Linked DNA regions of Homo sapiens: region 1 is linked to region 2. A link is an interaction called in ENCODE POLR2A ChIA-PET data of the cell type or tissue named here. Cell type or tissue: OCI-LY7. All regions are shown on one strand.

Region 1 (5,000 bases), 66 kb after region 2:
ACAAAGGTCTGATTGGAAGCTGCAAATACAATGGGTGTAGCCAATATGGTCATGAGGTGCCGCACAGCCCAAAGAGCCTCACTGTGACAACACCACCAACCAAATTTGGCTCCTGCAGAAATCTTTGTGAATGTTATTTCAGACTTAAGGGAGTGATGTGAAATCTCAGGCTAGAGTGGATGCTGACTGATGAGTTATTTCACCTTGCAACATCAAAGAATCAGAAAATTCCAGAGCAAACTCATTCTAGAAGACAAGATTAATAGATTGCTGGCCAAGACTCTGCTCTCCTCTCCATGTTCCCTTTCCTTTTTACTTTAGTTGCTCAGGTAAAAATATGTGTTTAGATGAAAGAAATAAGCATTTCTTAAAAGTGGTGCTTTGAACAGTGAATGATCAATGATCTTACCTGAATGGCTGCGGCAGCTGGCTGAGGGACATTGACTATATTTACATGTAACGCTACAGGGTATGGAACATGACTGGAGACCTAGATGCAAAAGACAAAACAAAGGCCACGTCATTCAGGGCTACATATGCTTCAGGGGACTTGGCTTCCTGAGGTTTCGTTCTGGGACTGAGAGAAAAAAAACACTTTACTGATAAAATACACTAAACAAATTTTTAAAACCTTTTAATGTGAAATTTAGCCAGGCCTTTAAAATGGCTAAACAGCTAAAGGAACATGGTGAAAAATCCTTGGGAGGTGTTGATGAGCACTTTAAATTTTGGGAAGTGTTCCTTAATTAGAGAAAAACACAATGAAAAAAACAATAAAAAATATATTATAAAATACATTAATGAATGTTTCAAAATTGTTTCTATGGGAAAAATTGATGGCACCAGCTGTTTGTAAATAAAAATATTTTTCTTGGAATAATTTTGAGTTTTAATAAAAAGCACAGGAATTCTTATGATAATTTATTCATCTGAGACCTTTCTGTAAAGTTTGTAGTCAAATCCATGGACAGAGAAGAATAAAAACTATTTATGAACATGTTTTGCATATAATTTGCATATGAGCTCTCTATTCTTGGGTAAGTTTTATCATTTAATATTGTTATTCTTAAGATTAAAGTTTCTCGATTTTTTTCCTCTTTCTTCTTCTTTTTCCACCTATTATGGATTATCACTTTCCCTAAATATAAATATCTAGAAATAAGGAAGGGATCACACTGATCCAACGGAGACTAAAAGGAGACATCAGAAAATGAATGTCACAAAGTTCTGCTCCTGACTCAGAGTAAGAAGGTAAACACTTACTGAGTGAATAAATTAAGACATGTCTGCCTGATCACTGCCAGAATGAAACATACCATAACCACTGAATTTCAGTGTCAAACTCTCTCCTCTTTAAACATAATACTACCTTCCCTTTTCGTTTTGGAAGAGAAAAACATTACATCTACAAATGCGACTCCATTCCCCTATTCTTCAATAGTACCTTAAGTAAATTTACATTCAAAGGTTGCCTTCAAATTAGATTTGAAGCAGCAATTTAGAATCGGACAGCTCGTTTTCTAGTCAGCACTATCTCTATGAGCTGTGTCACCCTGGGCAAAGCGCTTACCATCCTCGTTTCTGGAGACATAAACCAGGGGTAACACACCATACCTACACCCTATCTACTTCAAAGGGCATAGGTGAAGACTGGCCATGATCATGCTCAGGAAAGTTCTCTGAAAAGTATACAACTGCAAAGTATGATTATTACCTGGAGCTAAACTAACCGTCTCTCTCATTAAACTAGATTCACAGGAATGGCTTACATTTTGTGCTTCAGAAATGTGGTAATAGGAATAGTCGTTGTTAACAGTGGGCTGGCCAGTGGCAGGGAGTTGAGCTGTAGGCGGAGCCTGAGCAAAACCCATCAAATGACTGTTCTTCTGGAAGCTTGTGGCCACTGCTGGCTGGCTGGCTTTTGAAGACTCCTGCAGATAACCTTCCTGTTCGACCTTCCGACGCATTGTAGAATTCCAGTGGTTCTTGATAGCATTATCAGTTCTGCACAGAAATATATCACACAAATTTCACAAACAAAAATTTCAATTCAGATTAAAGTGAATTGACAGAAAACTGTTTCTAACAGAGACCTTTCCCTTGGGCCTATTAGTTGTTTTCTCTTTTTAATTGTTTCCTTCTTCTCCACCCTCTGAGATCAGGCTTTCTCTATTGCCTAGTTAGATTTCTCTTAGTTACACAATCTGGAATGCATGTCGTTTTCTAGAAATATCAGTATCTTTTAACCATTCCATTTCCTTGGTAAAGGAGTATTTTCAATACGATAACGCTTCATGTTTATTCTGACCGGTCGCGGTACAAGACTCCAACACAATGTAAAGTTCCAGCTGCCTTGGGGAAATTACTCCTTTGAATGTGGCACAGCAGGGCCTACACACCACGAGAGGGACATGGTGAAGTCTGGTGGATGATAAGATGCTGCTGATGAAGAATACTTCACTCTTTATCTCTCAAAGCACTAGTGAGAACTTCTGAGACCAAAAAACCTCCTACTCTTTGAAAGCCACCCCAATTGTTTTCTGAATCAGACAGAGACGAGAGTGGAAAATGGGATCCCAAAGGGAAAGATCCTAACCCCCAGTATATTTTCAAAAGGCAACGCATTTTTACTAAAGTCTTTCCATTCTCAGGAAAACAGTTTCTCAATTCAAAAAAACCGTTTAAGTCTCCCTTTTTCTATTTCAATGGGGGTGGGGGAATGTATGCTAAAGAAAGAGGAAGTTCAATAGCCCTGTTAATTTTGAGAAGAATCAGCAGTGTATCCTCTCAGGCCATATGGGAGGAAAGGCCTTTTTTTACCAACCTCTTAAAATTTCTAAGTTTATACTGAACCACAAGGGTGCAAATGCTTTGGAGCATCACTAGAGAATACTATATAAACTTTCTCCTGGATTATGAAGCTCAAGAATAAAACTATTTTTAATATTTTTGATCTACATCATTTTAATGCAAGATTTATCATTAAAAGTATTGCTTTCCAAAGGAACAAAATCTGTTATATACTACTTAAGTGGGAAAAATGGGACAAAATGAGCTTCCATAGTTATCCCTCATAATGAGGTCATTTTCTTGCCTTGTTCATTAAAAAGAAAGCATTATTACCCTGACATTATTTAAAAACCTGGAAGTAGTATGAGAATTCAAGAAATACATTATTTCTTTAATCAATGAAGTAAAAAATTAAGCAAAGTGGTATAATGAAATGAATACTGGTGGCCAGGTATGGTGGCCCATGCCTATAATCCCAGCACTTTGGGAGGTGAAAGGATTGTTTGAGGCCAGGAGTTTGATACCAGCCTGGGTAACATAGCAGGATTCCATCTCTACAAAAAATATTTTAAAATCAGCTGGGTGTAGTGGGGTGCACCTGTAGTCCTAGCTACTCAAGAAGCTGAGGTGGGAGGATCCCTTGAGCCCAGGAGTTCAAGGATGTATTGAGCTATGATCATGCCACTGCACTCTGTCACTCATGTGTGACAGAACAAGCCTCTGTCTCTAAAAAATAATAATTAAAAAAAATAAAAGAAATGAATGATGGTTATCAGGAAAATGGTAGCTGAGTTCCTTTGAGTAACTTAACCAGCTACGTGAACTGCCAGAGACAAACTGTCTTCAGTTTCTTTCTATGCATTTAGAGTTTTATAGTTTACCAAGTCCTTTGACATTCATTTTACTTGATCCTAACACTGGCCCTGTATGATTCATTTTGGAAATGGGGAAATTGAGGCTGGGGAAAGCTAAATGTCTTCACCCAGGGCTCACTGTCAGGTGGATCCTGGAAGTTCTCAACCAAATAAACTCTAAGATGTCTTCAATCTCTAAAAGCTATGTAGCTGGTTTATCTAATAAAACACTTACGACTGATGAAATATAATTTACTCACCATACATTTAAAGCAGAATGTTCAATACCCACTCCCTCATTCTTCCCGATCAATATATTTTTTGACATATTATTACCGTCCAGGCAGTAGCTTTGCGATTTCTGCCCATCTGTTCCCCAGTCTCTTGTGTGCCTGGTAAATAATTCTGTCTTCCTCTTCTGTCCAGGAGGTTTTCTTAACTTCTGGATTCAAGTGGTTATGCCACCTCTCCCTACATTGTTTTCCAATTCTCCCCTTTAAGTGCTTGGCAATAACAGACCAACGTTTCGGACCGTATTTCTGTACAAGCTCTATCACCTTCAGATAAACACACAAAAATAACCTATGTTTTAAAGTTATGTAATGAGTCAGTATAATCATTCTTCAGTGTTACAAGATCTTTAGAAAATTTCCAAAATTTGCTTTCATTCACTGGAAATATGGGAATAGAGTCCTCTACTTCCTGTTTGCCCATTTTACCTGCTTCCTCAAATAGGAAAATATTAGCATTTTGGGAATATTCTTAATTATGAGTCACACACCAATGAAGAAAGAACTTACTCTCTGATCTTCTTCTTTGGTCCAAGGACCCTTGATGAGCTCAGGGTTTAGTACTTTCTGCCATCGGTGCTGGCACTGCACATCTGTTCGATTCTAGACAAATAAAGTATGCACCACCATAAAGATATGATGTGATAAGCACGTGAATTTTTTGTTGTAATAGGAATCACACATAGACCATATGCAGTGAAAATATTTAAGAACATTTTAGAGCATGTTTAGAGCCCATCTATCCCTCATTACTTACAGGCTACAGAACATGCAAGTAATATATCAAAGTTGCATCTAAAATTAGACACTCTGCCTCCTGAGGGAAACATTCCTGCCACATGATCTAAAGGACCATCATACTACACATGTGCCTGCCAAGTTAACCTTAACCTCAGATACTTTTGCAGAGTATCTACATAGCCTGAGGCTTGATAGAGATTCTATGTTGTCAGGCTTTCATGGAAACCACCCTAAAAGACTAAAGTTTGCTTCCCATTCAGACAAGAGATGTGCTTCAATCCAGGACCAAAGTATTTATATTGCAGAAAGAAAAAAGATGCATAAA
Region 2 (5,000 bases):
TCTCCTGATACCCTACTACTGTTGAGTCAGGGGTGCAATTCCCAGGAGGGCCATTCTGCAATGTTGTTCATTCCTGGAGTTCAGCCCAGAGCCCGTTTCTCTTGCCCTCCTAAAGAAGTGTAAAAACACCTAATTTCCTACATTACATCCCTTTCTGGTTGACATCCCTAGAGAGATCTCTGTTGACCAGTGTCATCACGTCTCTCATGTTCATCCCATCCTTTCAAGCCCCACCATCCTGCTCTTATTCAGATCCCTTTTAATCTCTCCCCTCCTCTCTGTGACATGGCTTCCAGATGACTGTACACTCACCCTCTTTACACCTTTTTTTTTTTTCATTCTCCATACCCAGATAGAATCTCTTCTTCTTCTTCCTTTGTGGCTTCCACTCTATCATGTAGATTCACCCTGTTTCCAAAGATTTAGATAACAATAATGTACCCTGTAGAAAGTCCAGTGTCAAAAATCCAATATGGAAAGTTTACAGAACTTCTTTAAATGCTCAGGGAGCTTACATTCATTTCCCACCATTTATCTCCAGCGAATTCTTCATTTCTTGATTTCCCACATTCTCCATTTTCTCACAAGGCATTTTTGTGTGTAGAAGACCTGACTAAATAGTTTGGGGCAAAGCAACCTCTTTTTTTTAAAAAGTCTTACATCTTCTCTGCCTTCATGCACTCTCACTTGTTTACTGTCCCTCTTCTCTCTCAGAAAGAAAAACATCCCGCAATTTTCTGATTTTCTAGTGTGCTTCATTTCTTCCACCTTCTCCTTATGGGCCTTCTCCTAGTTTTCCACATGCAATTGGCCAATCAATAGTTTCTTCCTGTAAAATGACATTATGTCCCTCAGAAGGCTTCTGCTAGAGCTCAGTTTGGGAACATGAGCTAGCAAGAGCTAAATTACTCTAAAGAATTGGATCAAGGTATTAAGAGTTCATGAAAACAATCTGGGAGAAGAGGTGAGAAAGACATGGGCAAGGAGAGGAGCCAGGAGCGTGGGTAGAAGCCAGGACATTTTATGAGGTGGTCAGGCCAGTGAGAATTCCCAGGGAGGTGATAGAAGAACTTTCAACAACAACAACAACAACAACAACAAAGTCTGATGTTCACTTAAAGTGCTGTAGAGGGATAACTGTGTTGTGTTTAGGTGCATGGGCTCTGGGTCATTGATTGCATTCTGGGTCATTGATTGTGGTTTTTGTTTGTTTGTTTGAGATGGAATCTCACTCTACCGCCCAGGCTAGAGTGAGATGAAGCAATCTCAGCTCACTGCAACCTACACCTCCCAGGTTTGAGCGATCCTCCCACCTCAGCCTAGCTAGTAGCTATGACTATAGGCGTTTGCCACCATGCCCGACTAATTTTTGTATTTTTAAGACATACGGAGTTTCACTACGTTAACCAGGCTGGTCTTGAACTCCTGACTTCAAATGATCCGCCTGCCTTGGCCTCCCAAAGTGCTGGGATTACAGGCATAAGTCACTGCCTGACTTGACTGTTCAAAATTCATCTCTATCATTAACTTGCTCTGTGATTAGCAAGCTGCTCAATCTCTTAAGCTTCATTTCTTTTTTGTAAAACAGGATAATAACTGTTAAAAAGAAAAAGCCTATTTCTACTGATTATTGCAGGATTAAATAACATGTGAAAACCTCCTGGCAAAAGAAATAAATTTCCTGGAAGTGTTAGCTATGATGATGACTTAAACAATGACACTGAGCAGATGCTGTTACTTCTGCTGTGTAAACTGCCATTGTCTCTCCAAACTTCCATTAAAACTCTGTAGGCTTATAAAAAATACATAAAATATTAAAATAATTGTATTCTCTGTTCTGGATGAGGCAAGGATGAAGGGCACGTGAATTCACAAGGGCAAGTGAATTCGTAGCAGCAGAAGCGATTGCTCCTTGGCACAACATGCAAGCTTGTTGAGGAGGAGCGGAAATCTGGGAGAGAGACTTTCCCGAGGCTGGGGATGGAGGACTGAGCCAACTGCACCCAGATCTGAAAGAGTAGGGAAAATGCTGGTGATAACTGAGTTCACGGTCCTTTAAGCAGCCATCAGGTGGCTACTGCAGAGCCAACAGCCTCTCCCTACCCACATTATGGCAGGCATGCAGTGTTGAGAAGGATTCTGAAACCATGTCCCAGTTCAATCTGAGCTTGGATGACCTAACTGATTAAGGACCCTGACATGACTCAGAAGTGTTCTATGTTGGGGGTCAGCAAATGATGGCCCCAGGGCCAAATCCAGGCCACAACCTGTTTTTATGTGACCCACAAGCTAAGAATGCTTTTTCCATTTTCAAATGCTTGCAGGAAAATTTAATGAGAATATTATTTCATGACACATGAAAACAATATAAAATGCAAACTGTACTGGTCATAAAATTTTGAAATTGATCTATTTTAAAAGTTGTGGGGAAAAATGGTTTTGCTCTTGTTATACAAGTAACTACATAATATCCTTGATTGTATTTCTTGGCCCAGAAAGCCTGAAATATTTACTATCTTGCTCTTTACAGAGAAAGGCCAACCAACCTTGTTTCATGTTATGCAAAGGAGTCACCACAAGATGTCTTCTCAACCTTATGGGTGCACTCTCTATTTTAAACTTGATTTTATCCTATACGAATTGTGGGTTGGAGCCCAAAGAGGTCTATGAATTGATTTCTCTTCTTTTGATAGAAAAATCCTTTTTAAAATTATCCCTTAGTGACAAGGACATTAGTAAGTCAATAAGGTAAGCCTGATTGATTGACTTTTTTTCTTTTATCAAATACTAAAAATGAGTCAGTAAGTAGCTCTCATTGTCTCCTGCTTTAGAGACCAAAGGATAAGACAGGCCCACAGCCATGCTAATGATGTCACTTTCGTAGTGTTTCTTCTGTTTGCATGGTGACTGTCAAGTTCTATTTTGCCTAATTTTTATTTTTTTATTAAAAAATTTTTTCTTCTCTGCCCACGACCACCCACCTCCCTTCTGTGACTAATTGCAGACACCTGCTTTCTCAGTAAGATGTGGGATTTGGGCATAATTTATCTGCTAGAGTTTGGAGAAGTGCCCTCAAGCCCATGGCCTTGCCTGTGGTCCCCAGCCCTGGGAAGCAGGACACCTTCCCTTCTCCTCCCAGTGGGCTCCTCTGGTGCCTCTCCTCCAGAAAAGCTAGGTGAACTTTGAATTTTTTCAATGTAATAATTTCCCCCATAATTACATTATAATATCAATGGAGCTTATCTCATTGCAGATTGATCTTCAATTGGCACCGACTCTTAAAACTTTCTCTTTCTCAGCCCCACCCTCTGTCAAGTACTGCAGTTAATGTCATGACGAAGAGGATGAAATGCGTCAGAGCTTTACTGGAGTTGCCTTTTAAAAAGAAGCCCACGAAGATCCTTTTAGGGGAGAGAAAATTCCTTTGCAAAGTGAATAATAATACTGTAATTATATGTTCTGCCAATTTTGGTTTTCTTCAGAGGAAACAGAAACAGTGTTCCTCCTTTTCTGAAAACTTCTTTCCTGAAGTTTACTATTTACTCATCCAGCAACCATTTACTTGATTTTGCCTAATTGGTTTTACAGAAGCAATAAAGCTTTTTGTGAGGAGTCAAACAATAGAGTTATAAAGAAAATCACCCTTCCTCTCCTTCCTCCAATCTCGCTCACTGGGTCAATCAAGCATTTCTTCCATATGTTTCTCTACATTCAGATAGGCAAAAGCAAATGTAAAGAGTTATTTTTCTACTTTTACAAAAAATAAGGGTACACTGTGAATACCACCCTGAAATTATCATCAATATGTGTGGAGCTAACTCATTCTTGGTAGTTGCCTGCTATTCCATTATTCCATTGTACAGCTGTTGAGGTCCCTGCTGATAGACTTTTTTTTTTTTTTTTTTTTTTTTGAGACAGAGTCTCTCTCTGTTGCCCAGGCTGGAGTGCGGTGGTGCAATCTTGGCTCACTGCAACCTCTACCTCCCGGGTTCAAGTGATTCTCCTGTCTGAACCTCCTGAGTAGCTGGGACTACAGGCACATGCCACCACGCCTAGCTAATTTTTTTGTATTTTTAGTAGCGATAGGGTTTCACCAAGTTGACCAGGCTCGAACTCCTGGCCTCTAGTGATCTGCCTGCTTTGGCCTCCCAAAGTGCTGGGATTACAGGCGTGAGCCACCACACCCAGCCCCGATAGACTTTCAATTTGATAAAGATTTACTTTGTACCAAATACATACTAGACACTTCAACAGATTGTGGGGAGAGAAAAATGAACAACTCATCACCTTTCATGACACCAAGGTCCTGTGGGGAAGATAAAATAAATGATTGCACGTGGACACTAAGTGTGACAATGTGGTGTGCACAATTGCACAGCGAAGGCACAGAGAACTTGGAGGGGGATTCAGTCAGCTGGCGATGAGTCCAACACACAGGGGGGAGGGTGCAGGCACAGGGAACAGCGTGTGCAAAGCCAGGGAGGCTGCAGGAGCTGGTCATGCTCAGGAAACTGGCTGAAGCACTGTTCCCGTGCAGGCGCTGCTGAAAAGCCCAGAGGGGTAGGTGGGCACAGAAGTCAGTGGGTTGGTATACCAAACTAGAGAGTCAGGACTCGTCCAGTGGGCTGAGAGTAAAGAAGGGACATGCAAGTGTTTAAAGCAAGGTGTATTAGTCCATTCTCATGCTGCCAATAAAGACATACCTGAGACTGGATAATTTATAAAGGAAAGAGATTTAATGGACTTACAGTTCCACATGGCTAGGGAGCCCTCACAATCATGGTGGAAGATGAAGGAAGAGCAAAGGGAGGTCTTATGAAGGGCGGCCAGCAAGTGAGAGCGTGTGCAGGGATGGGGTTGTGTCCAGGGAAACTCTCATTTATAAAACCATCAGATCTCGTGAGAATTATTCACTGTCATGAGAACAGCATGGGAAAGACCTGCCCCCATGATTCAATAACCTCCCACCAGGTCCTTCCCGCAATGCGTGGAAATTACGG

What was found. ChIA-PET counts read pairs that join two places held together with the same protein. Peaks named below come from ENCODE experiments on the same cell type or tissue, not always from the same donor. Only the 100,000 strongest peaks of a DNase experiment are listed, where the experiment ranks them.
Region 1: POLR2A ChIA-PET joins it to region 2 with 5 read pairs; 6 of 35 experiments call an interaction of 5 or more read pairs at or near these places.

Annotation. Positions count from the first base shown.
Region 1 is chr6:135,189,328-135,194,327 of GRCh38, reverse strand. It overlaps MYB (MYB proto-oncogene, transcription factor), which reads right to left. Exons shown (of 16, transcript NM_001130173.2): 4 at 4,445-4,537; 5 at 3,981-4,201; 6 at 1,770-2,004; 7 at 410-490. Among named protein-coding and RNA genes, the nearest start is that of MYB, 11 kb to the right of the region's middle. RefSeq lists a silencer at 2,243-2,537. In OCI-LY7, no CTCF peak of the experiment used is centred here; a DNase peak (open chromatin) is centred at 2,727; H3K27ac peaks cover 1,268 bases.
Region 2 is chr6:135,255,406-135,260,405 of GRCh38, reverse strand. No RefSeq gene overlaps it. Among named protein-coding and RNA genes, the nearest start is that of MIR548A2, 19 kb to the right of the region's middle. RefSeq lists an enhancer at 2,438-3,637. In OCI-LY7, a CTCF peak has its summit at 2,578; a DNase peak (open chromatin) is centred at 2,562.